Linked DNA regions of Mus musculus: all the other regions are linked to region 1. A link is a loop called in an ENCODE intact Hi-C map of the cell type or tissue named here. Cell type or tissue: left cerebral cortex. All regions are shown on one strand. Each heading gives the region's core, and the rest is flanking DNA. Links, peaks and the distances in the headings are about the cores only. Region 1 holds the start of Mir124a-3 (microRNA 124a-3). Region 2 holds the start of Gm14342 (a long non-coding RNA gene). Region 3 has its middle 19 kb from the start of Gm14340. Region 4 has its middle 9.7 kb from the start of Bhlhe23. Region 5 holds the start of Gm14340 (a long non-coding RNA gene).

The links. A loop is a pair of places that touch in the nucleus more often than their neighbours do. Peaks named below come from ENCODE experiments on the same cell type or tissue, not always from the same donor. Only the 100,000 strongest peaks of a DNase experiment are listed, where the experiment ranks them.
Region 2: it touches region 1 in a loop (2.6-fold over the local background); 3 of 42 quality-filtered maps call a loop at or near these places.
Region 3: a loop joins it to region 1, with 3 times the contacts of the local background. A loop is called at or near these places in 10 of 42 quality-filtered maps.
Region 4: a loop joins it to region 1, with 4 times the contacts of the local background. A loop is called at or near these places in 15 of 42 quality-filtered maps.
Region 5: it touches region 1 in a loop (8-fold over the local background); 6 of 42 quality-filtered maps call a loop at or near these places.

The regions. Positions count from the first base shown.
Region 1 is chr2:180,891,721-180,898,156 of GRCm38, reverse strand. Mir124a-3 (microRNA 124a-3) reads right to left here and starts at 4,117; the gene lies at 4,050-4,117. In left cerebral cortex, for the core only: a CTCF peak has its summit at 3,119 (motif pointing right); DNase peaks (open chromatin) are centred at 3,211, 3,768, 4,295, 5,133 and 5 more places; H3K4me3 peaks cover 3,440 bases; H3K27ac peaks cover 5,000 bases.
Region 2 is chr2:180,840,423-180,846,858 of GRCm38, reverse strand. All of the region lies in intron 1 of Gm14344 (a long non-coding RNA gene), which reads right to left. Gm14342 (a long non-coding RNA gene) reads left to right here and starts at 1,564. Exons shown (of 3, transcript XR_867162.3): 1 at 1,564-1,756. In left cerebral cortex, for the core only: a CTCF peak has its summit at 3,010 (motif pointing left); a DNase peak (open chromatin) is centred at 1,439.
Region 3 is chr2:180,802,896-180,809,331 of GRCm38, reverse strand. No RefSeq gene overlaps it. Among named protein-coding and RNA genes, the nearest start is that of Gm14340, 19 kb to the left of the region's middle. In left cerebral cortex, for the core only: a CTCF peak has its summit at 3,123 (motif pointing left); a DNase peak (open chromatin) is centred at 3,149.
Region 4 is chr2:180,783,343-180,789,778 of GRCm38, reverse strand. No RefSeq gene overlaps it. Among named protein-coding and RNA genes, the nearest start is that of Bhlhe23, 9.7 kb to the right of the region's middle. In left cerebral cortex, for the core only: a CTCF peak has its summit at 2,852 (motif pointing left); DNase peaks (open chromatin) are centred at 1,148, 1,899 and 2,847; H3K27ac peaks cover 42 bases.
Region 5 is chr2:180,824,258-180,830,693 of GRCm38, reverse strand. Gm14340 (a long non-coding RNA gene) reads left to right here and starts at 5,687. Exons shown (of 2, transcript XR_003953989.1): 1 at 5,687-6,436. In left cerebral cortex, for the core only: CTCF peaks have their summits at 1,820 (motif pointing left) and 3,795 (motif pointing right); DNase peaks (open chromatin) are centred at 5,050 and 5,707; H3K27ac peaks cover 3,091 bases.

The DNA.
Region 1 (6,436 bases), core at 603-5,602:
TCCGTAGCTCCTGGTATAAACTCACAGTGGTGTGGCCCCAGGGGATGAACAGGCTAGATAATGCCCAGTCCTCCAGGTGCTAGGCTCATCTCCTCTGCTCATGGTCAGTGGTAGTTTGGGTGACAATTCAGGCAAGAGAAGGACTACATAGGTTCTACAGACATCTCTGGGGTAACCTGACAAGACCTGTTTAAAGTGGCTGAGAACCAAAGATGGGACCTAGCTCCCGGGAGAGTGCTGTCACACGACAGAGTGCAGCGTGCTCCTGTCCTGCTGAAAAGGCCTCCTATCCCCTCCATCAGAGCCTCAGTGGAAACGGCGTGTATGTGGACTTCTAAGTTGTGTCTGGCCCCCACTCGAAGCACAGATGATAGCTCTATCTTTTATCTTCCTGATGAACGGCTTTCTAGGTGGTGGAGATTGCCTCAATGTCAAGGCTGTGGCAGCCAGGTAGGAAGTGTAGACCTTGGAAGGGCAGGCATGTTGCTATTATTACTATTAATTTTTGTTGCTATTATTACATCTTGGCTGATGCTAGGAGCTAGGGACATCTGTACCTAAGCTCTGAAGGGATGGGAGCAGCTGTGAGGGTGTAGGTGGCACAACAGGCTGTGCAAACGGACCCTTTTCATCCTCCCTTTAAATCAAATTCTGCCCGAGCCAGCACTTTCACGGTTCAGCTTCCAAGGAAGCCTAGGCCTGCTCATGTGACCAACTAGGAGGTCGCAGGTAGCCATGGGGATACTGGTTTACCCTTCTGGTCAAGCTGATGCTGAGGAGCAGCCTAGACCTCTGTTGGTAACAAAGGTCCGGGAACCTGTGTTGGGTAAAGGCAGAATCCTGTAGAATTTAGGGTACGAGTGGGCAGGCATGGGCTAAGGTAGAGGCCCCTGCAATCTGGACTCCCATGACTTTTTGATCACACCCCTGGGAGGTGCTGCCAATGAAGCTCTATTGTGGAAAGTAGAACTTGTGTGCCATGTGGACTGGGCATAGCCTGAGGCTGGGAGGAGATCTGTGTGTGTGCACTAGAGAAGCTGATACCTGTCTTGCTTCCTCTTGGATGGGGCCGCCATGCAGAATCAGACCCTCTTCGCTCCCTCCTGCCAATTGAAGTTCTTCCCACGTTTTCTTCTGTCTCTCTAACAAGCTATGGCAGGAGCACTCTAGCATCTTAATTTTCCCTCTGAAACATCTCTGCCCCCACCCGCTGCATCAGGAGTGAAGGTTGGGGCGATGAGGCGCAGAGAGGCTGGAGCCTCGGGTAGAGACTACCAGAGCACAGACTTCAGGGCAAGCAGTGCGGGGCTCCTGGATGCTTCCACGTGAAGTGCTGTGACTGGGAGCTGGAAGTATGGAGACAGGAAGCTGAATTCTGAAGCATCTCCAGTCCCAATAGGACAAAAAGGCTAAAAGTGACATGCTCCCCTCTGGAGAGAATTAGGGTTTCCCAAGAAAGCTATGAGGTGACTGCTCTGGGACAGCAGCTATGCTGCGCTTCATTCGGAGTGGAGATGTACTATATTGGATGCTCGAACCGTGTCTCTCCTTTCTCTAGTCCCTACACTTAAGAGGGCCCAGTGCCGATGGAGGTTTATGTGAATGTTCTGAATGTTCTTTCCCCAGCTTGCTGTTGACCAGGTTGGCACCCAACAAGCCCGTATGCTGAGCCTTGGCTTCTAAATAGATCAGGCAGTCTATGTAGGGATGAATGTATTTTAGGATAAACAGGGATGGACATCCAAGCTAGCCCACAAAGGCTACAAAGCGCGGCTGCAGAAAAGGCTGCTGGTCCCGAGAGTCAGAGAGTGATGCTTGCACTCAGCCCCCTACGGGTAGATCTGAGATTCTAAGTCACCTGCGTGAGGCCTGCCCACACCCCAGCAGACAGTGCTGCACCCTGAGCACAGTAAGGATTGAAAAATGGCCTTCCTACCGAATGCCCCATGTCTGCTAGCCATGCCCAGATTGGTCCTGTGCCCCTGAACTGAAGCCCCTAGCCTCCACTGAAGGGGGTGCAATGAAGGTGAGTGAAGGTGATTGCTACTCAACCTGGGCTGGGGCACAGGGCAGCTTGCCATGGGCTTTACCGCCTATCCACTCTCCAGCCCACCTCCCTTACCATCCTCCCCACCCCGATCTCTGCTCACAGCCCAGAAGGTCACTGTGGTCAGGAGCCAACTCTCCAGCAAGGGCAGCGGTGGCACAAGAATGGAGCTCTAGTTCCAGGGGAGAGGCAGGGGGAATCTTCCCTCTGGGAAAAGAGCCAGGCTGCAGTGTAGAGCACCCCCAACAGAGCTCAACGAGGGGCATAGTCCTGTGCCCCCTAGGAACCTTTACACTAGAGGACTGATACCTCTACCAATTCCTTCAGTATTGCTTTGAGTTCACCTTGCAGCTCTTCTGAGGGAGGAAGGGAAAAAGAGACAGCAAGCCCAAGGTCAGAGCTGTGGTATGCTTGGGCCCCTTCTCCACCCTCCAAGAGGCAGAGGTTCTGCAGAGGCTCTGCTTTGGGGACAGGATGCAAAGGCACTAGTGGTCTATGAGTGTGTGACTGTGTGCATCTCTCCATGGAGTACTGAAGCAGTCTCCCTGCAGCATCTCTTTGTGTCTTCACGCGGGCCCTTTTGTCTTGCTTTTCTGCAACTGCACAGGACTTGAGGCTAGGAGAATTTGGGCGGTCAGTTCTGGATCTGGGTCAGAGCCAGGAAAGGGGCTCACACTCACCCCATGAAGATGAAAAGCAAGTCTGCAACTTGTCTGAGGGGGTGGGGGTGCAGAGGTTGTGACCTCCTCCACTGACAGTCAATCCTAGGTCATCAGTTTCCAACCTGTGTATCAGGACTCCTTTGCCAAACTCTATCTCTAAAAATATTTACATTAGGATTCATAACAGTAACAAAATTGCAGTTATGAAGTAGCAACAAAATACGAAGTAGCAACGAAAATAATTTTATGGTTGGGGGGAGGGGTCACCACAACATGAAGAACTCTATTAAAGGGTAGCAGCATTCTGAAGGTTGAGAACCATTGCCCTAGGTAATAGGGCCTGTAACCTTGGGGATCGGAAACCTTGCTGGGAGGAGACATGCCAGAGCAGAGTCTCATACCAGGACGCCAGCAGGTGGCGCTGGCTGCCGAGGACAGGAAAAAAAATGCCTGCAGCAGACCTGAGTGGGTGTCACTGCGGCTGCAGATGGTGGTGGGGGAGGGAGGAGGAGGATTTGTCATTTTCTCTCTGGGCTGCAGAGCCTCACGTGCCTCGCGTCCCGCATAGCTGGAGAGAGGTTTGGGGGCGGGATGCGGTCCAGTGTATCCACCCAGATTTAGACCTTGGATGCAGATGCAGATCCCCCACTTCCACAGCTCGAACCTCAACCTAAGGTTCAGGGGTTTCTTCAGAATCAAAGTGATCACCGCCTTCACCCTGCGACCCCAACTAGAGCGCCCAGGGGACAGACTGCAGTGACCCCAGACCCTACCCCATTTCTCTGGGGTTGCTGCGGCAACTATCCAGGGCCCCCTAGATGGGAACAGTGATACTCATGACATCCCTTCGCCCCAAGCGCATTAGCGCCCCGTCTCTCTGGGTGACTCCACGGCCAGCACCGAGGACAGCGCCCAGGACTGCCCGTGGGTAGCGGGACGCGCCAACACAACCCGGGAAGCTGCACACTTCCCTCCCGCGCCCCTCAGCCCGCCGCTTCCCCAGCCCCTCCCTTTGTCTTCTGGCCCTCGTCTCCCTCTTCGGGATCTCGAGCACTCAGAGCTGCGGACACACGTGGTCAGGGGCCGGGTGGCCACATTCTCCCCCGCGGTCGCCCCCACCCTTCTCGTGACGTCCTAGGCATGCGGGCCCCTTTGTGTCCCGCGGCCAGATCCCCGGCCCAGCAGCTGGGCCGCCCTCTGGGCGGGCGCATTGTTCGCCGGATTTGTCCGCGGAGCGAGGGGCCACCGGGGGCCGGGGCTCGCCTTTTTCCCGCGGGAGGGGCGCCGCGACGGCCGGGCTCCCGGGCCATTTCCATGAGAAAGGAGCGGCGGAGGCGCCTCTCTTGGCATTCACCGCGTGCCTTAATTGTATAGACATTAAATCAAGGTCCGCTGTGAACACGCAGAGGGGCCCTCAGGGCTGCGGCGGGCGGCGAGCGGCTGGACCGGGTCGGGGCCGGGCTGCGGCTTGCGTGGGGTCCTAGCCTGAGGGGCGCGAATGCTCCAGCTTCTTCGCCGCGGGGCGGGCGGGCGGGGCGGGGCTCCGCGCTAAGCTGGCAGTGCTGCCCTGGTCCGCCCCCAACTCCGAGGAGCCAGTTTTCCTTCCCCTCCCCGAGGTAGAGAAGGGCCCGGGCAAATCCCTCGGGGCGTTCCTGCAGTAGGGACCCCTCGGAGCCGCGGCGAGGGAGATGCAGGAGCCGGCCGGGGTGAGCGCGCGTGCTCCGGCCTGCTGCAGTCTTCTGACGGGTGCAGAGCCCTCTCCACCCCGGCGGCGCAAGCCTCTCCGCAGCTGCCCTTCCCCGGCTCCTCTTCCCGGCCCCACCAGGAGTGCGTGAGTGCGGTGAAAATAAAGAACCTCGATGTTCGGAGATGAAAAGCAGTCTCTTTCTACAACCCGCCGAGCTCTCTTCTCTTACGCCTCTGGCTGGCGAGAAGCTGCTCGAGGAGAGAAAGACGGGGTGACCTGAGAGACCGGCTCGCCCCGGCACGGGCCGCCAGCGCAGTTACCCGTCCGGGCGCGAGCCGCCGCCGCCTGCTGCTTCTCGGTTGCCGCCTCCGCTCCGCAGCACAGCCTGCGCTGTCGCCCGATCCCGCCTCCGCCTCCTTCTTGGCGCCCGCAGGACCCGCACGCTACGGCCCCGGGTGGAGGAGAGCGCAGGGACAGTGCCAAGGAAGCCGGGCAAATTCCTGAGGGCCGGGTGGGAGCCCGGCGTCCGCGAGGTCGGCACTGCGGGAGTCTGACTCCCACTCTCCTTGCCTAGACCGGGTGCGACCGTCCCCGCGCTCGCCGCCGCCGCCGCTGCCTCCGCTCGTATCCGCGCTCGGCTCCGGCACCGGGCGATTATCACTGGGGCGCGCGGTGACGTCACCCGACACCGGCTCTGCCGCCTCCTCTCGGAGGTGTCCTTGAGAACTGAGGGGCACGCGCACCGCGTACACGCGCACTCACGCACCGCGCGACCCGTGCCTCCCGCGCACACGCTCGGCGTCCCGCTCCGCGCGCTCCTCGACTCACACGGATGCAGCCCTCGAACGCCTTCGATTGTGCCCGGCGCCCCGGGGTCACACGTATGCAGAGAAACTGCCTCTTGGACACTCTCGAACCGCTCATTCTGTCCTACTGCACGACCCACGCAAAAGCTTCTCCCGCAGCCCACCGACCGCAGCTCCTCTACACCCACCACCAGCCACACCCCGCTGTGCAGCGAACACACTGTGCTTGCCTCACACAAGCGGCTGGTCCTTCCGGAATAACCACTCTACACAGTGGCTTCTGAGCCTCTCTCTCCTGGGGGGGGGAAAGAAAGGGGTCCTAGCCTCCTGCTGGCGGCCCTATGTGGAGAAGGGAGTTAGACATCTCCCCCAACCCCCATCAGAGACTGCTCCCCTTTTTCACCCTTTTTCTAGCTGGGTAGCGAGTCCTTGCTTACGAGGATGGGAGAAACACAGTCCATACTTCACAGTTGACTGCAATTGAATCTACTCTTTGCAGTCTATTGAAGGGTGACTACCTTGATCTGGGTCTTTAGGGCTAGAGATCAGCGGCTTTCCAAAAATAAAAAACAAAAAAAAAAAAAAAAAAAAACCCACGCCACTCTAGGCCTTCCCAGCGGGCCTTTGTTCCTGCAGACTGGAAGAACCACACAGAAGTAGGCAGGCCTCTGTCCTATCCTTTCTCCCTGGGCCAACCCAGCCCTTGACCACCTGCCCTCTAACAGAAGCTAAATGACCCAGGCATAAATTCTTCCCCCTCCCTTTCCAACCTTCTCCAGCCCCGTGGGAACCCCCGAAGACACTCAGCTGGGAAGGAGGTAATCTCCGGAGATCTCATCCCACTGCCCGAAGGTCCTCAGAGGGTCAGGATACTTCTCTCCCAACCCCAAATCCTTCCCTTTGCAGGTGCCAGTCTCAACCGACGCTAGAGAATCCCCTCTTACACAGACAGCTAAGCCCACCTTTGCTTATGCCCAACCCAAAGTCAAGGAAACCACCCACGGCCTGCCAGCACCTGCAGCCCGAGGGACACTGGCTGGTGGCTCAAGAGTGGAGGATCTAGACTCCGAGCAGAGGCTACTCCCTGTTGGAACCAGCTCCTCTTTGCCTGGCCAGTGGTCCCTCTCCCTAGAGGGTACTGGGTCAGGTCCCCAGCACCGTCCATGACACCAAACCTTCACGGTCTGCTGTCCATGGTGTAGACAGCAAAGCCTGCCCGAATCGCTTCCCATCC
Region 2 (6,436 bases), core at 972-5,971, 52 kb after region 1:
CCAGGTGATTGGGAGCAGGCTTCGCAGTCTGAGTCTAGCTCAGCAGGTGCTCCATGTGTAGCAGGTACAGGTGATGTAGAGTGCTTGCTGTCTTCTCTCTATCTCAGAGCTCTCCAGAGTCTCAGGGGTGGGGTGGGGTGGGGTGGGGCAGTGCAGATGTTCTTAACTCCTGTCGTGTGTGATGAACTTGGATCTAGAACTTCCCCATGGCAGCTGGGTTAGAAAGTGTCCTCCAAGACTGCTGGCTTTCCTGGAGCTTAGCGCATGACCTTACTCAGAAATACTGTCATTGTAGATTTGATTGGCTAAAATGATGTCCTACGGAACAGGTCAGGTCCAGCATAACTGAAGTCTTCATAGGAAGAGACCAGCATCACAGACAGTGGGCAAAGACAGAGGAGGATGTTATAATGGCTGAGGTACATTCGGGCCACCAAAACTTAGAAAAGGCCAGAAGAGTCTCCTCTGGTAACTACCATGGGGGCATGGCCCTACTCACACCTGGATGCCAAAGGCTTACCTCCAATGTTATTAAAAACTTAGTTTGTGTTGTTTTAAATCCCTAGGGTTTTTTGTTGTTGTTGTTTGGTTGGTTTTTGTTTGGTTGGTTGGTTTTGGTTTTGGTTTTTTTCGAGATAGGGTTTCTCTGTGTAGCCCTGGCTGTCCTGGAACTCACTCTGAAGACCAGGCTGGTCTCGAACTCAGAAATCCACCTGCCTCTGCCTCCCAAGTGTTTGTTGTGTTTTATTCCAGAAGCCTCAAGAGCCTCGTGTAGGTGCACCTCGTCATCTGTGCCTTCACCACATGTTCTTTAGCAGAGGCTGAGTTTTCTGACAAGTGCCTAACTTACCAACAGGGAGGCCCTCAGTCTGGGGTGTCCCTCCTTTGCCTCCACTGGAGTTATCAGCCACTGTAAGGCCTTTGCAAAACACGGAGTGCCATCTATAATCTATAATCTACACACGAGTATTGTGTCAGTTGGCCAGAGGCGAACCTAATCACCAAGTCTTGTGCTGGGAGCAGAGAAAGCCAAGCATTCTCTATGGATTGGGCAAAGTGCCCAACTGGGAAACCAAACAATTTACGGGTCTATTTTTCTCTTTTCACTTTCAATTCCTGCGACATCCAGGAGAGCTGGGATGCTAGAAGGATAAAAGAAGTGTGATTATTTTCAGCCTCTATAGCAACAAAGTTTCTCATTAGCTTCTATGCCAGCATAGGGCTGTCTCCAGGACCCAGGTATAGCAACAAAGTTTCTCATTAGTTTCTATGCCAGCATAGGGCTGTCTCCAGGACCCAGGTAGGAAATAGGACAGATGGTGTCCCAGTCATGAGTGAACCAAGCACTTGGAGCAAATTTCATGCAAGAGTCTACCAAATCTCTAATCTTCTAAGAGGGAAGAGACCCCATCCTTTTTTTTTTTTTCAGGAAGCTGAGACTGAGGAGCACCGCATGACTCATAGCAAAGTGATCTGGGGCCTGTTTGTGTGAGACAGAGTTCTGAGAATATAAAGCAGACATCTGACATGTAAAGCTATAGTTATCATAGCTTTCTGTAATCCACTCTATCTGCAATCCCAGGGTCCCTTTAAACAGCCGGTCTCCAGAGCAGAGTGCTGCGAGGCTCCAGAGACCACTGTGGCTCTATCCGAGGTGCTGACTCTTTCATCATAGCCCAGAGGAAGTGGAGATTCCACCAGTTTTGGGAATTTGAGCCTCAAGCATTCAGCCTATGCAGCCACTTGACCCTCACAGGTGGGCCCTACTGGGTGGTCAGTCCTAACACGCAGAATTGATGAGGCTTGTCTTTCCCAGTAGAATACTTATTTTTTTTTTAGTGGAATGAAAAGTAACTTTATAGCCGGGCAGTGGTGGCGCACACCTTTAATCCCAGCACTTGGGAAGCAGAGGCAGGCGGATTTCTGAGTTTGAGGCCAGCCTGGTCTACAGAGTGAGTTCCAGGACAGCCAGGGCTATACAGAGAAACCCTGTCTTGAAAAACCAAAAAAAAAAAAAAAAAAAAAAAAAGAAAAAGAAAGAAAGAAAGAAAGAAAGAAAAGAAAAAGTAAATTTATAGCAGGCTAAAAGTTGAGGTGTTATTGAGCCCTGTATAGCTTCAGACTACATGCACACGCACACACACACACACACACACTCATGCATGCACACACATGCACGCATATACATACAAGCACACATGCACACACATGCACATGCATGCATGCTAACAAACTGCAAGCTTGGCCTCCAATCCTATGGAGCTCACAGTCTGGAAGAAGAGGCTGCCCAAACCCCAATGATCATGTTACTATACTTGCCTTGAGAGCCACTAGGGAACATGCCTGCATTACAACCCAGGCTGGGTCCCCAAAGCTTTCCCCAGTAGATGCCACTCAAGCTGAAAGTGCAGCTTGGTTGGAAGCAGCTGGTGAATTTCTTCCTGAGACACAACTGCATTCAGCACCAACTAAAGTCATAGGGGCAGGGAACAAGCAGAGAGCCAGAGAGCCGGTTTCTTCTACACCTACACTAGCTCTTCTGAGAACTCAGCACAGGCTCCTTGAGAGGAATAAGGGCCTCTGTCTTGGTAGCTACACTGATGTGTGTACAAGTGCCTTTAAACTGTTAGTGTTAAGAAATGCTGAAGCTGATTTGCATCGATATGGAGTGGATGTGCTGGCCTGACTCTGCTCCCCAATCTAAACACCTCTCAAGTACCAGCTGATGCCCACTGACCCTACTGTGCCTGAGGCATAGGGCAACAAACCTCGTTTAGGGCAGGACCACTGCAAGGTTCCAGCCTTCCCTCATAAGTAACACTGACTTACATGACTCCCATGGCCCTCCATCTTCTGTCTCCTCCCCTCACTTTACGTTGTATTTCCTAAAGCAAACCCTGCATGAATGGCTTGGGCTCAGAGTATGATTCTGCGGCCCCAGCCAGGGTGAGTGCTAAGCCATAGGCCAGTTGCCTTCAGGAGTACTGGAAGCCTAGCTCCACCAGCTGGCCAAGTTCATTCCCAATTCTGATTCTAAAGACACTCACTGTGCCCTTGAGGACTGAAGCCTCATTAGACTTCATTCAGGAAGCAATTTTATGTCTCTAAGCACCATTATCCTCTTGCCTAAATAAAAACATCTCAGAGGTCATCCTGACACCTTACTCTAACTGTGGAGAGGGAGAGAAAATAAAAGCCCTGTGGAAATAAATGAGGGCATTCACCTCAAGGTGCAGCGTCAGCTATCGACGCTGCAGTGGGTAAAGGCATCTGTCACCAGGCCTGACAACCTGACTTCAGTCTCCAGAACCTACGCAGTGAAAGGGAGAACTCATTCCCTCACATTGCCCTCTGACCTTTACATGCACATCATGGAGTGTATGCACGTGTGTGTGCACACATGTGTGCATGCACACACATACAAAACAAAAGTGAAAAACTGCAGTTTACCAATTACATTCACCTCTAGATTTCCACTTTTCGTTGTTTGTTTTTCAAGTCAGGGTTTCTCTGCATAGCCTTGGCTATCCTAGAACTTGCTTTGTAGACCAGGTTGGCCTTGAACTCACAGAGATCCACTTGCCTCTGCCTCCCAAGTGCTGGGATTAAAGTCGTGTGCATCACCACCACTTGACCAGATTTCCACTTCTTATGCCATTTATAAAAATTTTTCTTTTCTTTCAATTTTTTTTTTATTTTTTGAAATTTAAGTATAATTACATCGTTTCTTCCCTTCCGTTTCCTCCCCTTAACCCCTCCCATGTCCCCTTCTTGCTAATCTCAATTTCCCTCTTAATTGTTATTTTATACACACACACAAACACACACACACCCCTAAATATGTAAATTCAACCTGCTCAGTCCATTTAATGTTATTTATATAAGTACAATTTCAATTTATTTATATACGTATACAATATCCAATTGGTATTGGATAGCCAGTTAAGGAGCTCAAAAGTACTAATTTTTAGAGAAGTGAAAGCTTTCCTTATCATTAATGTGTGTACGTGTGTGTGTGTACGTGTGTGTGTGTGTGTGTACGTGTGTGTGTGCGCGTGCGTGCATGTGTGCATCGACCTGTTGTTGGTGCCCTCTATGGGGTGAAATTGTGTTCATCTTCCCACCTCTCCAGGAAAAGTAAACACTGTCTTCTCTGTGGGTTCTGCAGCTTTCTTCCTCTTGAGCACCCTCATCCTGACCTAGCCTGGCCCACCTATCCTTACATCTGTGCTTCCTTCTCATGAATCTTCCCCCCTGTGTTCCGGTCTCACCCAGAGCCCTGACTGACCAATGACACATTGCTGGTTTGGTGCTCGAGCAGAGGTTACAGAGCTCAAGGAACCTCAGCTGTGGCTCTTGCAGTGAGATGGAACAGAAAAGGAGGTGGGGGGCGGGGAAGAGGTGTGTGTGTGGTGGGGGGGACAAAGGCAGGGTGAGAGAGTCACAGCATGGTGTGCTTGCAGATACATAAATCTGATTTAAAACCCATCATCCACAATGAGAAGCTTACATGGGCAGAACTGAAGATGTTGATGAAATAATACGTCTACGGAAAACATAGTGCGAGTGAGCCCCAAAGTACAAAAATCAATTGTCCCCTAGAGAGAAAGCCAGCAGCTGAAGCTCCGACTCTCTCTTGCACACCCACACATGCACACGTACACACATGCACACGTCCATTCTTCTTAATCAGGGGTTTTTACAGGCAGAGCCTGTTTTCCAGCAAATGTTTGTGTTGTAGAATTTATTTAATCCCAATCTGGGGTTTCTACCTCGCCTTTGAACATTTAGTTCCCGGATAAGTCTTAATCAGAACTAAAGCTGGGCAGATATTAAAATCTATTTCCTATCAATAACCCCAAGCTATTACTTACTATGTTTCATCTGATCTTAACTCCAATTGGCCAGCCCTCACGGCCATGTTTTTTTTTTAACTCCTAACTCATAGTGACTTTCTCTACCTCCTTCACCTTCTGCTCCCCGACGTGGTCCTCCTCCAACCCCAAACCCAGCAACCACAAACCCACCTGTATCTCTTCTGCTCAGCTATTGTCTGTTGGTGACATTATTTACCAATCAGAAATAACTTGGGGGCAAGCTCACATATCTTGAGTCTTTGTGCCGACTCTCCCATCTCTGGAGCAACCAGGTCTTAGCATTGCAATAGACAGCAAAAGGCCAAACCTCAACATGTTTGTCAAACTTTTTAGGGGCAGAACATATTACCTTTAAGAATAGTTCAGTAGGATGTGGTGGTGAACATCTACAAACCCAGCAGTCTGGAGGCAAGAGGATTACCTCCTGCTCAAGGCCAGCCTGGCATATAGTGTAAGGCAGTATCTAAAAAAAAAAAATGTGATTTATAGAAAAGTAAGAAGATAACCCAAATAATTCCATGTAGTTGATATGATCCTGGTGTCAAAACAAGACCAACAGCTGAAAAGCTGCTGGCAAATCAATTCCATCACCATATAAAAGATGTGGTGGTAATGAAGGACAAGAGATATGGTGGTGAGGACAGACAAGGGCTGGCTCAGCGTCAGACAGTCTCTGCTGGGAGCTCAAAGAGATTCGAGAAATAAGCCATTGTATTTGTTACATTCTAGTGCTGTGATAAACACCACCAGCAAAGCAACTTATAGAAGAAAGCATTTACTTGGGCTTATGGCTCCAGAGGATTAGCGTCCCTGATGGCTGAATAAAGGTTTGACAGCAGGAACTTCTGAGTGCTCACATCATGAACTGCAAGCAGGAAACAGAGAGTGCACTGGCAGTGACATGAGTCTCAAAGCACAGCCCTGACACACCTTCTCCAACAAGGCCACACCTCACAATCCTCCCCAAACAGTTCCACAAGCTGGGGACCAAGCATTCAAACATGCGAGACTATGGAGGCCATTCTCACCAGAATCACACAGCCATGTTGTTATTTCAGGAAGACAAGAAGATGTAGCCCCAGAACACAGCATCCTCCTGAAGTGAACATTTCCAGTTTCACTAACAGCTCAGTTGTGTCATGCGAGGTTTTTCTGGAAACTGTCTTGTGAGAGGATGTTTTGTTGAAGTAGACACATGAGAGGGTGCTTTGCTGAGAACAGACACGTGGTGGTTTTCTAGAAGTTGTCTTATAAGGGGGCATGTGATGCTTTGCTGGAGCAGACACTTGAGAGGGTACGTGGTGTTTGGAAAGAATATAAGTAGAGCCCCACAGACAGTGGAAGGATGCTCTTGCATTACCACTCCCTGCAACGCTTTGCTGGTCTTTGCTTGTGTGACTTTGTGTAGAGAGAAACGTGCCAAGGAACGTCTTGTGGTGTTCCGGCCACTTCCGCTGACTTGGGGAGGAGCCTTTTGGTTTCTGCTGGATTGAGTCACTGCTACTGATTCATGTTTGGTGTTTGCTATTGGACTGGACTGCTGATATCCTGACAATGAA
Region 3 (6,436 bases), core at 747-5,746, 89 kb after region 1:
CCCACTTTCCCCCAGAGCCCTGAAGCAGGAAGTGGAGGAGGGGCAAGAACCCACACGGTGTGATGTACCCCACCTGACTTGGTTATCTGTGCTGCTACATGGTTGGGACCTGAAAACAGAACAAGGGGACTCCAGATTATTTCTCCAGTGGCCCAGGGAAGGGGAAGAGTGAACAGATTGTGACTGTCTGTCCGTCTGTCCATCCATCCATCCATCCATCCATCTCTCCAAACAAGTGTAAGCCACGAGTCACTTGGAAAGCAATAATTCATCCTTTGTGAATGTGCTCAGTGGCTCCCCTGAGGAGTCTGAGAGAAGAAGGTCACTGGCTGTCCACTGACTGTGGTGGACTCAGCTTCCCAACTTAAGATCCCAACTGGTCTTTTAAATCACCTCTGTCCCAAGCTATCAAAAGCTATGACCTTCCTACACTTCACAAATGCCATCCGGAAGAAGCCCCTGCCATGCTTCTTTCCACTGTGAGCTCAGATGATCTCATCAAGCTTTCGAGGATCAAAGCCCCTTAACGATGCAAGAATTAATTGGAGCTTAAGAGCTGGACTACCTCTAGAACATTCATGGGGTGTTCATTGGCATGCTGAAGAGATCATACAGTCAGACCTGATGTCATTGGCCCACACACACACCTTCACAGCATGCCACCCACAGACATGGCCCCATTTTCCCTAACCAAATGAGCTAGCCCTAGCTCCATCAGGTGAGCCTTTAAAGTCAATACCCACATCAGCAGAGGAAAGCGGGAGATATAGCAGGAAAACCTAGGCCAGCTTGATGATGATCAAGCAGTACAAAGGCTCTGAAGGAATGACATCAGGCTGCCTGTGATCTCAACACCTATCTATCTATCTATCTATCTATCTATCTATCTATCTATCTATCTATCTATCTATCTATCTATCTATTTGTCTGTCTGTCTATCTATCTATCTATCTATCTATCTATCTATCTATCTATTTGTCTGTCTGTCTATCTATCTATCTATCTATCTATCTATCTATCTATCTATCTATCTATCTATCTATCTATCTATGTATAGCCCTGGATGTCCTGGACCTCATGCTGTAGACCAGACTGCCCTTGAACTCAGAGATCCACCTGCCCCTGCTTCCCAAGTGCTGGGATTAAAAGCATGTTTGATCACAGCCTGGCTCCAGTAACACATTCTTAAAGTCTTTTTCCGGGAACCAGATGAAAGTAGGGGCCACTAATATCAAGAATATCCTCATTGGAGCAGAACCCACCCAGAAAGAAAGACCAGGACAGTGTTTCCATAAGCTGCAAAAGTTTGCCTTGTTTTTTTTTAATGCCTTTTAGACATATAAAAATAGCTTTGTCAGGAACCCCAGTATATCCAAGGCTGCACCTGATAACCTGAACCCAGTGGTGTTGATTATTCAAGGTAACCAGACACAGTCCTAGAACCCCATGTTGCCCACTGGACATTATATAAGAGAGACCAAAAGCAATGCTCTGTTCTGCACATTTGGAGAGATGCCACCTTGATCTGCCCTGTGGCTGAAGAGTCTCTCCCAGGATCTTGACCCTCAAATCAGGAACTACTGTTAGAGACTGGACCTGACCTTCAGCTAAGAGGAAAGCAGCCTTGGGAAGAACCACAGTTAGGAATTCAGAGTGTGAACATTGTGTGATGACCCTCAGCATAAAATATAACTTTAGTTATACTGAGTGTGTCCTTCTTGCTCACCACACCCCAGGTGCACACACTTGTTGCATCCGTACTCAAGACTGTGTCTGTCCTGGAGGAGGGAAGCATACCTCCGTCTGAACAACTGAATCACTTTGGTCTGGCTCCACACCCTCCCTAAAACAGTTTCTGCCTAAGAGGAAAGGAGTTGAGCACAGTAGGCACATGAATGCCCTCCTGCTCTCTAAAACCTTGTAGATGCATACCTAGCTTCAACACCAAGGTGTGGACGAGCCTATCGGTTCCATTTTCAGTTACAATGGAGAGGGTACCACCACCAGTGGTGGTCCTGACATGGGGTGTGGTCTACTGAATTTCTTGTGGAAAACAAGGGAGGCTGAGGATGTAGACAGGTCACTAAGCTGGCCACAGCCTGGTTTCTGTGGCTCAATTCTAACAGTCTGGCCTCCCACACTAGGGACCCCAGGACCAGGCCCTGCCAATGTGTATAAGGATATGCACAGAGTATGTGCACACAGCATAGACATGCATGCATATGTGTGCACACAGCACTCTGTCCTCACTCCCAAAGGTCCATGAGGGCTGGGACACAGACAAGGGTTGGGTCCAAGCCCATATTTCAGGTAGCTTCCAGGTCCTGATAAGCTGTACAAGAACTCTGTCCCAATCATGATGTCAAGCATAGTCAGAATGTTAGAGCCATTGGCATCCTCATGAGAACATGCTTAGTGTGGGTAACCAATGACGTCCTTGAGCTGGACAACGCTATGGGATGTTTTCTCTTCCGGTAATGATGGAGGTCAAACACAAGGCACAGGAAAAAAACTTCAGAGAATAAATGAGCCAGAGACTGAAGTCAAAGGAAACATTGTAGCTATAGCCTTGTAACATTGTAGCTATAGCCTTGCAAGATGGCTTGGGCAGGTGCAGAGCTGGAATCCTGGTTTTAAAAACCACCAATACTTCCTTCAAGGGGTCAGAAAGATACACGTCCCTGCTGGTGTGTGTTGAATGAATGAATGATTGTGTGGATGAACCAGTGTACAAATGAGTATGTGAACAAATTAGTGAATGAATGAATCACTGAGCCAGTAGATAAAGGAGAGAGTGAGAACTGGGAATCCTAACGGCTGATTCCATTTTGGGCTCATCATGATCTGAGGCCAAGGATGGACAGAGACCTTGTCTTCAGAGACTGGGGCTAGTAATGAGCTCTCTACCAGCCAAAGGTAGGACCCTCCCATGTGCCAGGCCCACTGCTGTTATGGTGATGATCTTTCTCATCCATGTAAGCACAACAGTTAATGGCGATCACCCACCTGTGATCATTCCTTACAGGGCTTTGGGGAACACACAAAGACCCCAAAATTTAGGGCATAACTTCTCTCCAGGCTCACAAATCCCTTCCTCAAAGCCAGCATCTGGCCCACTGCTGCCCTCTGCTGACTAGCCTAGCCCAGAAAGGAAAGGGAGGGGACCACAGAACCCATCTAGGGCAGCATCAGATCCCTTGCTTCATGAGTCAGTTGCTAGGGTGACAGACAGCCTGAAGGGCCCTCAAGTAGGCAGGGAATGCCATCATCCTTCTTCCACAGGAGCCAAATTCCTCACACTAGGCCTCCTTAGAACAGCCCATGTGACCACACCCCCACCCCCACCCCCAGGCCTAGGGAAGGAGAAAACACACACAAAAGGCTATGCCACCCACTGCCCAGGGACGACGGGCACCTAGCACTTAGACACTGGCCCTGCTAGAGATGTAGGTCTTTATTCTCACATCACTAGCCAAGGCCCCCAAAGTACTCTTGCAGGCCATAGCCCTATAAACAAGACATGGAGGGTACCTCTGTCACTTGTGTTCCTGGAATCTGTGGGTTTAACCAAGAGCAGGGGTAGGGGGCTCCTCCATGGGGCCCAACACCTCAGGCTTGTCTCGAGTTGCTGGTGCAGGAGGCCGTTAAAGAAGGAGAGGCAGCTGACCCTGGCCACAAGCTGTATGAAGTCAATAGTTGGGGCCCAGTGGCTCAGCCTTCCCCAGAACTGAGCATTCAACTTCCAAGGACCAGCCACTGCTGGCAAACTCCACGATCTGCTGCTCACAACCTTAGGGAAAACACTAGCCACATGTGGAGCCTCATTGTAAGCCATCAATGACCACCAACTTGCCAGGCAGTGGCTGTACCTGCCCCATCAGTTGCCACCAGGATATGGGCAGGGAACAAACACCAGAGAGACAGGGCCTGTTGGTACTCACCTGGTCTACCAGGGGGCCAGAGCTTCCAGCAAAGTGAGACCATGACCATGACTCTGTGCTGGTAGCTGCCACCCTGAGGACTAAAAAAGCCCCTAATTCAGGGACCACCCCACAGTGGGAAGCTCACGGAGATTTCCCTTAGAGTCATTTGTTTCTTCAACAAGCTTACACCAGCCATCACTTCATGTAAACAAACACAGCCACTGATTCTAAATGAAGCTGTTTGCGTGTGAATTAATACATCATATTCTCTCCCGAAACAGAATTATTTGTCTCTGGAGGAATCAGGTTAAGTCTGGAGTGTGGGGAGGGGGTGCCTAGCTGTGTCATTTGCATATGCAAATTATTCCGCTCTCAATTAAAGGCTTGTGTGTCAGCAAATGAGACTAATTAGATTTATTTATCTATGATAATCAGCTTTTCACAAACAAAATAGATCACCCTTTCAACGATGCTGGACAAAGCATACACTAGGGAGGACCTGCCTGATGGGACTCAGGCTGGGGAGGAGACAGTGCTTAGAGGGGGTGTGGTTGCTGTAGGTGGCCCATGATGCTTGGACTGGTTTCCCTAGGCCATTTATCCTAGCTGAAGGAATGTCCCAGCAGGACTGCATATCTATCCTCACTCAATCTCTTCCCTCTACTCCAGCCACAGCAGGGTACAAAAATGGAATCAGATGCATAGTTTCAGCCCTACAAAGAGCAGCAGGAGATGGAGCCATCTGAGAGTTTTAAGAGCCAAAGAAAAATCAATGAGATGAGTGCTACCTTTACAGAGGGCAGAACAGAGCTAGCACTTAGGGGACCCCACACCAGCTCCGCTCCTGGACCCTGGTGCTAGGTACTGCTATGGGCCTCCTCAAATGTTTCTAGACATCAGAAGGCAATGCCTTATGAGGGACCACCAGAACACACACATTTTGTACCTTAGGACTACAGACACTAGCTCCATGAAGAGAAGCAACCATACTGTAGGAGGATGGAAATGAAGCCACGGCCACTTTGGTCTCTACTCCACTTATCCCTGCTTCTCTCAGGGCCTTCCATGCTCTGGGCTCTGTGTCTCTCATCTCTTGTTCCTTACTCTGCAAAGGCCTGTCTGGAACACTGACCCTCATTGCTGCCTGTTCCTGAACTTGGTGACACTTCCTAGTGTGTGTCAATGTTTGTGACAAAGAAATAAACCCATTGGCAGAAGGTAGTAGCCCTGCCCACCCTGCCTGAGCCCCTGGAGGCACCACTTCCTGTGTAAGAGTCAAATGCCATAAGCCATGAAGGGGAAACGTCTTGGAGTGCCTGCAGGGTTCCGAGGGCAGCCTGATCATGATCTCATCTGGAATTCAGACCCATTTCCCTTCAGGTACCTCTCAGGCATCATTCTACCTACCCACAGCACCAGTTGAATATGGAATATCAAAAGCCTTAGTGTCTGTCTGTCAAGCTTGTGGTGGAGCTGACATTTAGGGAAACATTTATAATTAAATTGCCTCCTGAAGCCTTAGGCAGCTCAGAGCCCCATGGGCTGCCAGAGACAGCCACACAATTCTCAGGAAGCTGCCCTCTCTGCCCTTCCTGAAGTTAACGTCTATAACTTGGCAAGGCTCTACATGGAGCACAGTCTATCAATGCCATGGAGACTCAAGGGACAAGTGCTTGTGGAACTCTCAGGCAGTTGAACAGTCAATTGGTCCAAGATGGAGACAAGATCAAGGCCAAAAAAAGGCATAGGAGTTGGGCATGATGGAACACACTTTCAACCCCAGGGGGCTCAGGAGACAGATTTCTATGAGTTTGAAGCAAGCCTGTTCTACATAATAAGTTTGAAGGTAGCCGGGACTACATAGTGAGACCCATGCTTGAACAAAAGAAAGAAACAAAGAAACAGAAAAAAGAAACAAAGGAATAAACAAAGAAACAAAGAATTGAAGAAAGAAACAAAGAATCAAAAAAAAAAGAAAGAAAGAAAGAAACAAAGAAAAGGGAAGGGAGGGGGGAAGAGAGACAGAAAAGGAAGGTTGAGCAACCATGAGATGATCCAGGCAGAATGGAATACAGCCATGAGATGGGTGCCCTTGTCTACACAGCATGATAGAGGAGTCAGAAGACCTGCACCTCCAAAGGGCTCAGTGGAGCCTCCATCAAGGAGAAAGATGGTGCAATGAACATACAGAAGACAAAATGGGAATCTCCTCCCAGCACAGAGGATGCCTGGGAGTTCACATCAACTTTCTACCTGAGAAACCCTGTCACCTTCAGGGAGGAGAGAAGGCAGTTCTAGAACGCAGCACCCAAGGTGGAGATTCTGCAGGAAATGCCTAGTGGCCCCAACCTGCTCAAAGGCACACCCAGCCTGGGCTCATGCCCTCCTTCATACTGCAAGGGTCACAGGGCCCCTGAGATGGGATACGGTAGCCCACAGCTGCCTCCAGGCAGGAGCCCCAAGTAGTCCTGCCCCCTTTCCACATCCTTCCAGGGTGTTGCTCCCTCGCCTTC
Region 4 (6,436 bases), core at 782-5,781, 110 kb after region 1:
AGAGTTTATTTAGGGCATGGGGAGGAGACTTGAGGAGGGAGGAGAGAGAAAAATGGGAAGAGGCTGGCTAGGAACACATGGGGGTAGGGGAGTGGGGAGAGAAAGAACAGAGGGTAAAAGAGTAGGAGAGGAAGAGAGGAAGAGAGTGAGGAGGGGGCAAGTAGCATACCTGGCTGTTGCCAAGTAACTGGGGCAGAGCCTAGAAGGGATGCCAACAACCATCCCATAGTTCACTCTCTGCTATTCTCTGCTTCCCTGGAGATGAGGGTTTGTGTGTAGACCTTTCCTTTGATCTATGCATATGGAGAAGCTAACACCAGAACACATGCTCACCTTGCCCTGTGTCGGGGAGGAGTTGGGTTCCCTTGAGGGACCTCCCTCCTGAGGACACCCTGACTTTACAACTCAAATTTAGTCTAGCAAAGTTGCTCCTGATCGATACCGTTAATGTTTGTTTTGAAACTGCAGCACAAGCAAGCTTTTAGAGTCCTACAATGCTTTTCTCTGGTTTTTTTTTTTCTAGGTGTTTGCATTTCATCTCAGCCAAGTGCAGAATCATCTGTGGGGCAATGTGGGAACCACAGGGAGAATCATTAACAGACACATTTACGTTCCCAGTGCATCTCCAGGCATGCATATCTGCTCAGATGCTGCAGGCGGCTCAGGCTCTGGGTGCTGCAGCCAGGCTGTGATTGCCAGGGATCAGCACGATAGCACTGATGGGCAGGGCCATGCAGGCAGCCTCCTATCCAGTCTCTTCCCGCAAAATGGAATAGGTAATGAGCCCAGCTTGTCTCCTTCACAGATCTTGAGGGGATCTGGCTCTCTGCCCCCTGTCAGGCTTATGGTCCCTGCCATGTGCTCTCTCACGCTTTCCTTGTCAGCGCTTCTCCTGCTCAGGCTCTGAAGTCACAGAAAGGAAGATTGGCGGAGGGCGGAGGGCGGGGGGGGGGCGGGGGGGGGAAGAAGGGGAGATCCAGACAGGCATCAGATATCCCCAAGCTCACAGATAAGAGAACACCATGCCCATCACTCCACACTTCATGTTCCCAGTGGGCAGGCATCTGATCTCCCTCTGCAGCCAGATAGCGACAATCCAGTTCTGCCAATGAGGTCCTGGATAGCTGCCGCACTGCAGGCTGACTTCCTCCACTGAGAAACACCAGGAAACTAGGTCACTGAGTTCCTGGCTTGGAGTTGTCCTTCCAGAGGTCACCCTGCCACCCTGTTTAGCAGGTGCTGATAGGCTTCCTGGGCCCCTTTTCCCAAGTCCCACACCAAAGGAGGGAGAAGAGAGCAAAGCCCAAGCAGGTTGACCAGGAGTTTTGACAAGAGTCACCCTCATCACAGGCCAGAGCCCAGAAAACAGCTTAGCCCTCACAGGAATGTGCCCTGCAGGGTGGTGGATCACGATGTTCTGGGATGGCCTGTCAGGAGTGAAGAGCAGACTTGTCCAGCACTTCAAAAAGGTCTCAACAAATCTGTTTCCAGCACAATGAGATCAAAGTCAGCCCGCAGCCCAAAGCAGCCAAGGTGCAAAGGAAAGTAATTAGAGAACGGGGCTGGGGAGATGCTTAGTAAAGTGCTTGATGTGCAAACACAAGGACCCAAGTTCATTCTCCAGATCCATAGGATCATAGGCACAGGCATGGCGTTACCCTTGTAATCCCTGTGCTGCAGAGGCAGAAAGAATCTCAGGCATTGCTAGCTAGCCAGCCTTGCCAAATTGGTGAGTTCCGACCAACCAGCGAGCCTCTCAGCGTCACTCAGGGTTGTCCTTTGGCCTCCACAGGCACGAGCGCGCGCGCGCACACACACACACACACACACACACACACACACACACACGGGGGTGGGGGGGAGCAAACCTGCCAGCCTAACACACTAACACAGTTCTGTATCCAAGGAAAACATCCCAACAGTTGCAACAAATAAAGATGTTTTTAGACAAAGTAACCAGCTATAGGCTGAGAGAAACTATCACCAGCTTGTACTGAGCAAGCACTGACACCATTCCGGATGAAGGAAAGCCATGCCAGATGGGTCTACACAAGAGAATAGAGAGCCAGATTCAGAGAATATCAAGTAATGCATAAGGCTGCCATGTGAGCTTCTGTTTGTTTTGTTCTTGAGACAAACTATGTAGCTCTAACTAGCCTGGAACTTGCTGTGTAAACCAGACTGGCTTTGAACTTACAGAGGTCACCTGCCTTACAGATTTAGAGAGACCTATGGATCCAGCCCACAAGAGTCTGACCTCTTCCTGGTCTGTCTTCCTATGCCTGACGCATCCTTACTGGCATAGACCCTCTGGCTTTGGAACTAAGGGACGCCCTGACTACATCAGCCATCACAGGGCCATGTCCTGGCCTTTCCTTGTCCTCATCCACCTTGAGAGGCCCCTCTAAAGCATCCTGAGAGCTCATTAAGGCAGGGCTGCTATGTCCAAAGGAGGTCAGGGAGAGAGGGCCCTACCTTCACCACCTGCTAGACGTGTCTCTGCTGCTCCTGGAGGCTCAGAGTCTACAATCTGGTCCCAACAACAAAACAACTAAGACACCCAACTACTGGACTATTGCCTAAAAACCTTACCCGTACGTGGGTGTGGTGACCCGTCGCACTTGGGAAGCAGAGACAGGAGGATCTCTGTGAGTTTGAAGCCAGCCTGGTCTTCAGACTGAGTTCTAGGACAGTCAAGGCTACAAAGAGAAACTCTGTCTCAGAAAAACAAAAGACAAAGCAAAATAAATGAATGACAGTAAAAACAACAGTAACAAAACAAAATAAAACCTCACCTGTAATTGGACAGAACAACACAAGATCAGAGGCATACTGCCCCCTGGAGGCCAGAATAGGAACTCCCCAAATCTGCAACACCAACTTCCCTAACTGCTTCTAGAAGGATCAAAATCTGTTCCCTTGCTTGGACAGCAGACTTTCCTCAGACAACAGAGGGAGACTTGGCCAGAGATCTACAGCCCCTCCCAGATAAAGCCACTACTTCTAATTTCTAAGATGCTCAACAGGGGACTAAGGCCCAGGTGACCTTCTGAGGGTGTTCTCAATTCTTGCTTAGAACCCTAGAATGAAACATTCTGAGAAGGAAGCCTGCTTGAAGTAGGTCCATGTTGGGTGGCCAGGGCTGGGAAAGGGACCACCATACAGGAACTACCATCCTGCTCACAAGAGGGAGTTGGTAAGGGCCTTTTCTCTAACACACACCAGGGACCTGTTGTGTAGGGTGTAGCCTGGTCTGCTTAGTCCTGCAGTCCTCCTGTAGAATCTGCCTTGAACTTAGGGTTGTCACCACTCACAGCTCTAGGGAACAGGAGTAAAACAGAGGCTCAAGGGACAGTCTGGCTGCTCCTTAGAGTATGGGCTGGGCTCAACTCTGGTCACAACCAGATGAGCATTGCACTGGTTCAGAGGCCAGGAAGGGCTCTGGAAATCCTCCCTCCTGGAGGGAACTGTGAGCCAGGCCTACCCTCCACAGCTTCTTCAACAGGCAAGCTTCTACTGAAGACTCTGAGGGTGTGTGTATGCAGAGGCAGACTTTTCTATTACTGTGATAAAACTCCACAACCAAGGAAACTTCTGGAAGAAAGGATTTTTTTTGGCTTATGATTCCAAAGGGATAATATCACATGGTGATGGAATAGAGGTGTCATGTGACTGGAGCAGAAGCTGAGAGCTCACATCTCAAATCACAACCAGGAAGCAAAGGGGCTGTACTGGCAATGAGCATGTCTTTTGAAACCCCAAAGCCTGACTCTAGTGATACACTTCCTGCTGCAAGGCCATACTTCCTACGCTTCTCCAAACAGGACAATCAACTGCAGAGCAAGTATTCACATGCCCTCTACTTATGCGGGACGTCCTACTAAATGACCAACCCACCTCACCCAGAAGTGACACTGGTCTGTTTGCTGTATGGGGCAAGGTGATCACAGGCCAACTCAGGTACAGAGATGAACAGGAAGACACCGCTGGATGGAACAAGGCAGAGAGGCAGCTCACAAGTACAGCAGGAACTAAGGAGCTAAGGCAGGAATTAAGACTGAACAGTGGGGCTGGTGAGATGGCTCAGCAGGTAGGAGCACCCGACTGCTCTTCCGAAGGTCCGGAGTTCAAATCCCAGCAACCACATGGTGGCTCACAACCATCCGTAACAAGATCTGACTCCCTCTTCTGGAGTGTCTGAAGACAGCTACAGTGTACTTACATATAATAAAAAAAAAAAAGACTGAACAGTGAGACAGAAAAGTTCAGAGTCCTGGGGTTTCAAAAGTGCCAGAAGCCAGTGAGCAGAGATGGCGGGGGTTCGGGAGGGGGGTCAGGGGGTCCAGGATGAGTCTGCCTGGCAAGCTAAAGACACATGTGGAAGGGTATACACAAATGCTTCTGAGATCCATAAACTGGGGCCTGTAAATGTCAGGATGAGAAAAGCCAGCCTGGGCCCATCATAACCAAAGCAAAAGACTCAGAGGCACCTGGTGTCAAAGGTGAGAAACCACTTCCCATCACACATCACTGGATACAGAAGGAGCAATGGGAACCCACTTGCCTTTGTACTGGGCAACAGTGTGCAGCTGAGAGGTGCCTCTGCTCAGGAAAGCAGAGAGCTGCATGTGTTCTGGAACAGCAGCTGCTAGACACATCGACCTCCCAAGGAACGTCCTCTCTAAGCATGGTTTGGCACTGAGGGACATAACTCAGGGAAAAGGCAGCACTCACCATAGGGATGGATTTTAGGCCCCATTAAGAGAAGAGGTGGTTAACACTTCATTTTGAGTAAGGACTCTCGGAAGTGAGGGTGAATAATGAGTTCTGATAATGAAACACGGTGGAGGCCCCGGATCCCTGCAGTCAGCCGAATTCTCCCTGGAAGAATAGAAACAGACTCTGAGTGGTGTCTGCAAAATGGTTTTCACAAATAGAGCACTCAGCATACAGTGAGACACCCAGGCGAAGTGGGAAACAGTACAAATGGTAGCATTAGAAACCCCAGACCAGACATGTGCAGACTGGCTTGGGTTTGATTACACAGTGTTTGAGGGAGAAGACAACACTGCGAACTTCAGCAGAGACCTGCAAAACCAAACGAAAAGTTCTAGCACTGAATACAAATTCCAGATCTAATAACACCTTTAAGGGCAAATTCACCTGAAGAGAGACTACGCAAATTAGTGAGGAGCAAGAAGAAAATACTAAGAGTGGATGACAGATAAGACAAAGAGGAACACAGGAGTGATGGAGGGATTCTAGAAGAAAGATCAAAGCACATGTAGCCAGAACCCAGAAGAAACAAGTGAACATGGGGTTAATGAAACGCCTAAGACATGGGTGGTGGTGATGTATGCCTTAATCCCAGCACTTGAGAGGCAGAGGCAGGAAGATTTCTGTGAACTCAAGGCCAGCCTTTTCTACATAGTGAGTTCCAGGACAGCCAGGGATATACAGGGAGTCCCTGTCTTGAAAAAACAAACAACCAACAACAATTAAATAAATAGCGTCAACAAGATTTCCAAACTAATCAAAGTCAAAAGCAACAAGGTGTGAATTCAAGAAGCTCATAAGATTAAAAAGGACAGACAGGAAGGAAGGAAGGAAGGAAGGAAGGAAGGAAGGAAGGAAGGAAGGAAGGAAAGAAGGAAAGAAGGAAAGAAGGAAAGAAGGAAAGAAGGAAAGAAGGAAAGAAAGAAGGGAGGGAGGGAGGGAGGGAGGGAGGGAGGGAGGGAGGGAGGGAAGGAGGGAGGGAGGGAGGGAGGGAGGGAGGGAGGGTGAGCCTTTCCAGTCCCACACATGCACATATGAAGGGCTTAGAAACCAGTTCTCACAACCTGCCCAATAGAAAACCAGGCAAATTGAGGATCAACTTTCCTAGATGCATCAGACTGCCATGACCACAGTCTGATGGCCATGCCCTCCCCAAAACTAGAGAGACAAACATATCCCAGGACCTATATAACCTACTGGGGAAGATAGCCAAGGTCAGGGCAGAAGAAACTGCCGTTAACTGGCAAACTGCTGCAGGCTCTGCAAGGGACAGGCTAAAATAGACCAGGCTTTCCAAAGACCATACTTTCCAAAGTACGACCTTCCTAGCTCCACTTCACAATAAATACAGGAGAAATATCCCCTTGTTCTCTAGGTACATACCACAGCAAGCAAGAGAAGAAGAAAGATCAACAAAGACACTTAGAGGAATGCAATCAGGAAATCAGGCCAATGAACATGCAGCAGAGCCCTGCCCTATGCAAACATATTCTATAACTGACTAGAGGCAGACAGAGAGGACGTAAGGAGGTTAGGGTTGCACAGTACTGGGTATAGCCTCTCTCTCTCTCTCTCTCTCTCTCTCTCTCTCTCTCTCTCTCTGTGTGTGTGTGTGTATCATACTATTCTAAAATGAACATGTAAAGCAATGATACAAATG
Region 5 (6,436 bases), core at 983-5,982, 68 kb after region 1:
CCTCTCCCCCTCTCACCCCTCACCCCTCACTGCCTGAAGCAGGCAGGAGAGCTGTTCCTGGTCCTCACCAGCTGCAGCACTTGAGAGAGCCGACCCTGCAGCTCTCCTGGGCACACAGAAGAACTGGCCCTGGTGGCAGGAACTCATGTGAGCTGGCTCCGAGGATATGAGAGAAGGAGATCCGGAGCTCACCCTGGTGATATGGGTGCAGGAGACCTGGAAGGCTGACTACCCAGGCCCAGATCCGGGGCTTTGAGTTGGCCCATCCCAACCCAGCATCTATCCCATCTATGAACTGATACAATGCATGAAGGGGCCATTTCTGCAGACCCAAAGGTGTAGGATCTCCATGACACAGGGCAACACGGAATATCCAAGAAGACTTCCAGTGAGGATCCAGTATTGATAGCATAGCAGAAGCCAGAGGCCTTGAACCAGACAAATGACTCATTGCAATGAACATTTGCAAATAAAGATGTGTGGACAAAAGGGTGTGCTGTATGACACACTGTGACACACTGCAGCTTCCATGACAAGATTATGTTTTAATTATTTTCTTTGTTGGGGGTGGGGTTGCAAAGGTGGAGGGCAGATACAGAGGGACAGGGAGTGAGTGGGATTGGAGTGCATGGTGTGAAATTCACAAAGAATCAGTAAAAAGTTTTGTTGGGTTTTTTTTTTAAAGCATCCCAGTACGTTTGCCATGAAAGTCGCTAACACAGAGAAAATATTCCTCTTATGAGAGATGCTTTAAATACAACTGCTAAGGCAGCAGTGAGCATGTTTGCATATGCTAAGCAAGCATGGCCTTTCTCTTTCCCTGCTTCTCTAGGAATTTCCCAAGGAGCCTCATTTACAGTAAATGCCTGTCCTAGCCCCTTTGTGCAATTCATGCAGTGTATGGTTTTACCTTGTCAGATAGCAGTCCTAAGGAAGGCACCTCAAGGGCCATCTTATAATCACACTTACTGAAAAGGGTGAAAAAGAGATTAAAAAAATAAAATGAAAATTCTAACTAATCCCTTGAGATGTGCTTCAAAAAAACTACCAAAATCATATGCTTGGCTACTGTATAAAGACACACAGGCTAGTCTCTTAAGGAGTCTACACCCATACTTGGGTGTGCCTTGATATTTTTTCTGAATACTCTAGTTCTATTAAAACTTTTGCTTGAATTTATATTAAAATAGCTTCCTAACTCTGCTGACTCTGGCTTCATTCTGGCTCTGCTTCATTCTGGCTTATCCTGAAATTCTTTTCTGCAGCGATTAAGTATTACAGCTCTTCCTGAGTACAGGTCTTGAGAAAGGATTTGGCCTCCTGCAAGTGGGAATATGGAGCTGTGTCTCTGGTGTCTTCGTCCACTGCCCTGACATTCTAAAAATGGCCTCAGTAAGCCAGGAACGCTGGTGTTGGTTCCCAGGGTCCCTTCCTCTGGGCAAATGACGTCAGCCAGATCTCCACTTTACCAAAATAACTGAGATAATCAAGGTAAACAGGAAAAGGTTTATCTTGGCTCGAGTTTCAGAAACTTCAATTCATGGCATTTTGGCTCCACGGCATTAGCAGGGTAAACCATCAGCGTTCAGTGTGGGTATAAAGGCAGAGACTTAACCAAATCAAGTCCCATCTCCAAACAGCCTTCTGAATATGAGCTCATCAGTGAACTAACCCATCAAAAAGTTCACACCCTCAGGAATGACTCAACTCGGGGCTGGAGAGATGGCTCAGAGGTTAAGAGCACTGACTGCTCTTCCAGCGGTCCTGAGTTCAATTCCCAGAAACCACATGGTGGCTCACAACCATCTGTAATGGGATCTGATGCCCTCTTCTGGGTATGAAGGGAGCAACAGTATACTCATGTACATAAAATAAATTACAAAACAAAACAACACCAATAAAAACAAAAAGAATCACATCCCTCTCGGTACCACCAGCTGAGGACCAGGCCATCAAGACTCAAGTTTATGAAGGATACTTCATATCACCATGCAGCAATATTGCAGTTTGTACCTGGTGAGCACTTCTAGGAAGTCATTGATGAAAGCCCTCAGGACACAGACAAGGCCAGCCACCCCTCATCACATACAATAATAATATCACATAACCCCATATTTGTACAGAAACTGCCCATCCCATGGTTCACCTGATTATTTTAACCAGAATTAGCATGTGACTCAGCCTCTAATTGCCCTGCATAATTGTTCAATCTCATAGTAACACTTTAATTTGCAAAGCAAAAATAACCATGTGATTACCCTGCAATTACATGATAGTTACTAATCAATTACTTCTATAGAGTTTCTGCGTGTTTACAGACTGGTTAATGCCCACATATCCTTTCCCAGAACCCTGATCTCTGAGTGTCCAGCTGACATTCACTCACTGAGCCCCATCTGTTAGTAGCAGAATCCAACTCGGGGCCTTCTGTCAAGCCCTGGGCCTGTGAATGCCCATTGCTGTCTGTCTCCCTGGCTCCTCTCTACTTCCCTTTCACACCCACAACAGAGCCCAAGATTAGAGAAGCACCCATAGATGCACAGTAGAGGTAGTGGGGCCCTACTTCAGCCTGTAGCATCAAGGACTACTCTGTTCAAATGTGAGAAGCATAGCTGGAGAGACAAGAAGCTGAACCCATTTAAACCCAAAACCTCCTCCCTACACCTCAGACTGAGGTGAGGGGCAAATCCAGTGTCCACAGTGGGAAACAAGCTCTACATACCTGGAGAACCAGTGATGGGTATCTGGCTTCTTGAGTCCCTGGCACGAGCAACTGCCTTCTAAGAAAAACCCACAAGGGTTAGAGAGACGGCTAAGCAGTGAAAAGCATTGGCTGCTCTCGAAAAAGTCCCAAGTTAGATTCCCAGCACTCACAGGTGGTTCACCACCATCTGTAACTCCAGTTCTAGAAGACCCAACACCTTTTTTTGGCCTTCGTGGGCACAAGGCATGCATGTGGTGCACAGACATGCAGGTGAAGCACTATACTCTTAAAATAAAAACCAACCTTGCTAGGTGCAGTGGCTACCTTTAATACCAGAGGATAACAACCCACAGAGACGGCAGAGGCAGGAGTATTACAGCTTGTTCCTGCCCAACCGAAGTGAGACCCCGTCTCTAAAAACCAAAATAAGTAAAATAAATTATGAAGAGAGAGAAGAAGAGGAGAAAGAGGAAGAGGAAGAAGAAGAGGAGAGGACAGGAGAAAGGAAGGGGAGGGGAGGGGAGGGGAGGGGAGGGGAAGGGAAGGGAAGGGAAGGGGAAGGGGAAGGGAAGGGAAGGGAAGGGAAGAATTACCAACAGACTTTTTCCAAGTACAGAATGAGCACAAGCAGGGATGGATCTGATCAACAGAGCACAGAAAGGATGTCCAGACATGCAAAGTCCTTTGTTTCTCTTCATAAGTAACTTAAAACACTAGTGTAGGTTCGGGTAGTCTCAGAATGGATCCTCTGGTCTACAGTAGAAAACCATGACAGCACAGAGTGTCGCCACACCTGAATGGAAGGAAGTCAAGGTCAGCTAGGTCTCATTTACCACACAAGAACAGTGAACGATGAAAGCATAATCAAAAGCACACAATGTATGTTTATTGCCTTGAGAACATATGATGCCATGCCTGTAGAACAATACCAAACAGGCTCAGGGACTAGAACCCTCCACCTTCCTGGAGTCCACAGGGCCCCAAGATAGATTCTGGTGAGATCTTCCCTGAACCAACCATAGAAAAGCAGCTCAGAAACACAAGAGCCAAGTCTTTAACCAGTAGAGGGCAGTAGGTAAGATAACTCCACTGGAGGGAAGGCAGTTAGGGTGATGACCCCTACATGAAAGAAAAAGATGGCCATGGAACTAGTTTCCAGGGCCTCAGGATGGGCTGGGTCATCCCAGTAGGCACCATATTCCAATACTCTACTACATCAGACAGGGGAGTCTACAAATCCTTCCAACACTGTGTTGAGACCCACAGCACAGGAACTGTGAACTCAGGAAGGGATTCAGGGCTGCTCTAGCTGTTCTGCTCTGACCTGTTCACCCTGGTTTGGCTGAAAGGAGGTGCTCTGCCCTAGAAAGTCACATGCAACCATTTCATCTACACACATAGCCAGAAATAAATGACCCCAGAATAAGCCTCATCCAGTCTTCAGAATTTTTTTCAGTCCCTCTTTTTCTATGGTCAGTTTGGGAGGAGGGAATGAGGCAGGAACAGAACAAGAGAGAAAGGCTACACACTGTATGGCTGGCTCAGGTCTCAAGAGACTCCTGTGCACACAGAGGGGTGATTTTCAGAGCAAGTCATAAATGCTATGTAAGGTGTGGGCATGCATACACACAAACATACATACATATGCACACACATATGTACACTTATGCCCAAAGTTGCATTTTCTGTACATACAGCTTTTCCTGTTAAATGTCTATGTACAGACACCCTATTTTAGATCAATCTGTAAAGCTGGTACCTGGCATGGCTGGTAGTGAGCACATGGGCCACAGCAGCCAGGACCCCATGAGCCAATCAAAAAGGATCCTACAATCATCCCATACTCCGTACCCCACAGCTTCAGTAATGTCGTCTTTTCTGGTTCATGCTGGGGACCAGGAAATGCCCATGTTTGACCTGAGAAAGTGAATGGCCTTTGAACCTGGTGTCTGACACGGAGAGCAAGGCTGGGATGAATCTGATGCCATGTTTAGTCACCTGCAAGGAGACCACTTAAACAGCTAAGCAGCCTGACCCATGAGCTGGGTGGAAACCGGAGACTCATTACAGCTCAGAGCAAGGGCCATTGGCTAGAAGGGAGACAGCTTTGTAGGCATCTAGGGCACCCACTGGAGGGTCAGAGTCCTTCAGAGCAGGCTGAGCAGGGGGTGAGGGAAAGCGGAGCTGGGATTCTTGGCTCACCTTGCAAGCCTTAGCTCAGCTCAGCTCAGCAATTGGATGGGGGCAGAGCTTCCTCTACCCTGCCTGCCAGCTGCTTTTAAATGCAATGGGGCCACTCTCATCCCTCCCAAGCCCAGGGCTTAGCAGACTTGGATTTCCAACGTCTGAAATCCGAAAGGAGAAATAATCTATCTTAGGCAGGCTCAAAATAAACCGCAGTGTGAAGCGCAGTGAGGCGCACTGCAGTATTGTGTTGCTTCCTGCCTCCCTTCCCAGGGCAGGCAATTCTCTGCAACGCCTCAGTGCCTGCTTTAAATCAGTGTCCAGACCCAATAGGCAGGTTCCCAGGAGCCCTTCTTACTGGAGAATGTGAACAATACGCTAGGTGATTCACACACACACACACACACACACACACACTCGTGTGCACACATGTGAGGAAAAGACACAAATGTACTCACAAATATAGACACACACATAGATGGGTGCCCACAGAGACATATGGACAGATATACTCCGTGCAGGGAGAAGTGGTAAGGCCCTGTGATTCTCAGGGGAAGCAGCATCTTTAGTGATACATATGATAATTAAAGAATACAATAAACACAATTACCATGCTTTAAACAGTTTATTAGTGAAGCTTATCATAAAATCAGAATAGAGTGCTCTAGGGTGGGTTGGATAACAGCTTCTAATCCTCAGAGTCATAAAATCCCTGGCTTGGAAGAAATAGGCCTTTCTAAGTGATGGAATCCGTGGGTGTGAATGGAGCAGAATTAGGACTAGCTTGAATGTGGCAGGTGGAGGTGAAGCTGGCAGCTCTTCCCTGCATAACCAGCCAGAAAAGACACAAGGGTGTGGCACAGGCTGGGCCTGGAGCAGCATCCGCAGGATGCTTACTGTGATGTATGAGAGGACCACATGTCTCTGAAGGATGTAGGATGCTGGTTTGTTCCATTACTGAGAGCCTAGCAGACTCAAAGGAGAAGTAGGTAAGGCCATGACTTGCAAGAGGCAGTAGGTTTTATGCCTACCTTGAGGATCTGTAAACCATGAGGGGCACTGCCAACGGGCGAGAATTCAACCTGGACCTCTTTGGTGCAGGACTACCTTGAGACCACACCTCTTCATTGTGACAGACCCAGAAGGAGATGTATGTCAGACAGGCTACCGACAAGAGAAAGGCTGCTGCACCAGGAACAAAATAAGGTGAATTCTAGACACATGTGAGGAGCAGGCAGAAGACAGCATGCTAGAGAGCAGACATTTCATTGTATCTACACCGTAAAATTGCAACTGTGTATCCCTCAGAGCTGAGGTGTGCCACCTACGTGAACTGCAAGGCAGCCACAGCCCTGCCCTCTGTGTCCTCATCCTGGAAGAGGGTTGCTTTGTCCATCTGGAAATCTCTTAGAATTCCATGTCTGTGGGAGGCAGAGGAGAACGCAGAGCTGGAAGGTGATATGCGGCTTCTGCCTGGAGACTCCGCCCCACCCCAGACTTCCTGTGTCTTCTGTGAAGAGGTGATGAATCCACTGAGTGGCACTGAAG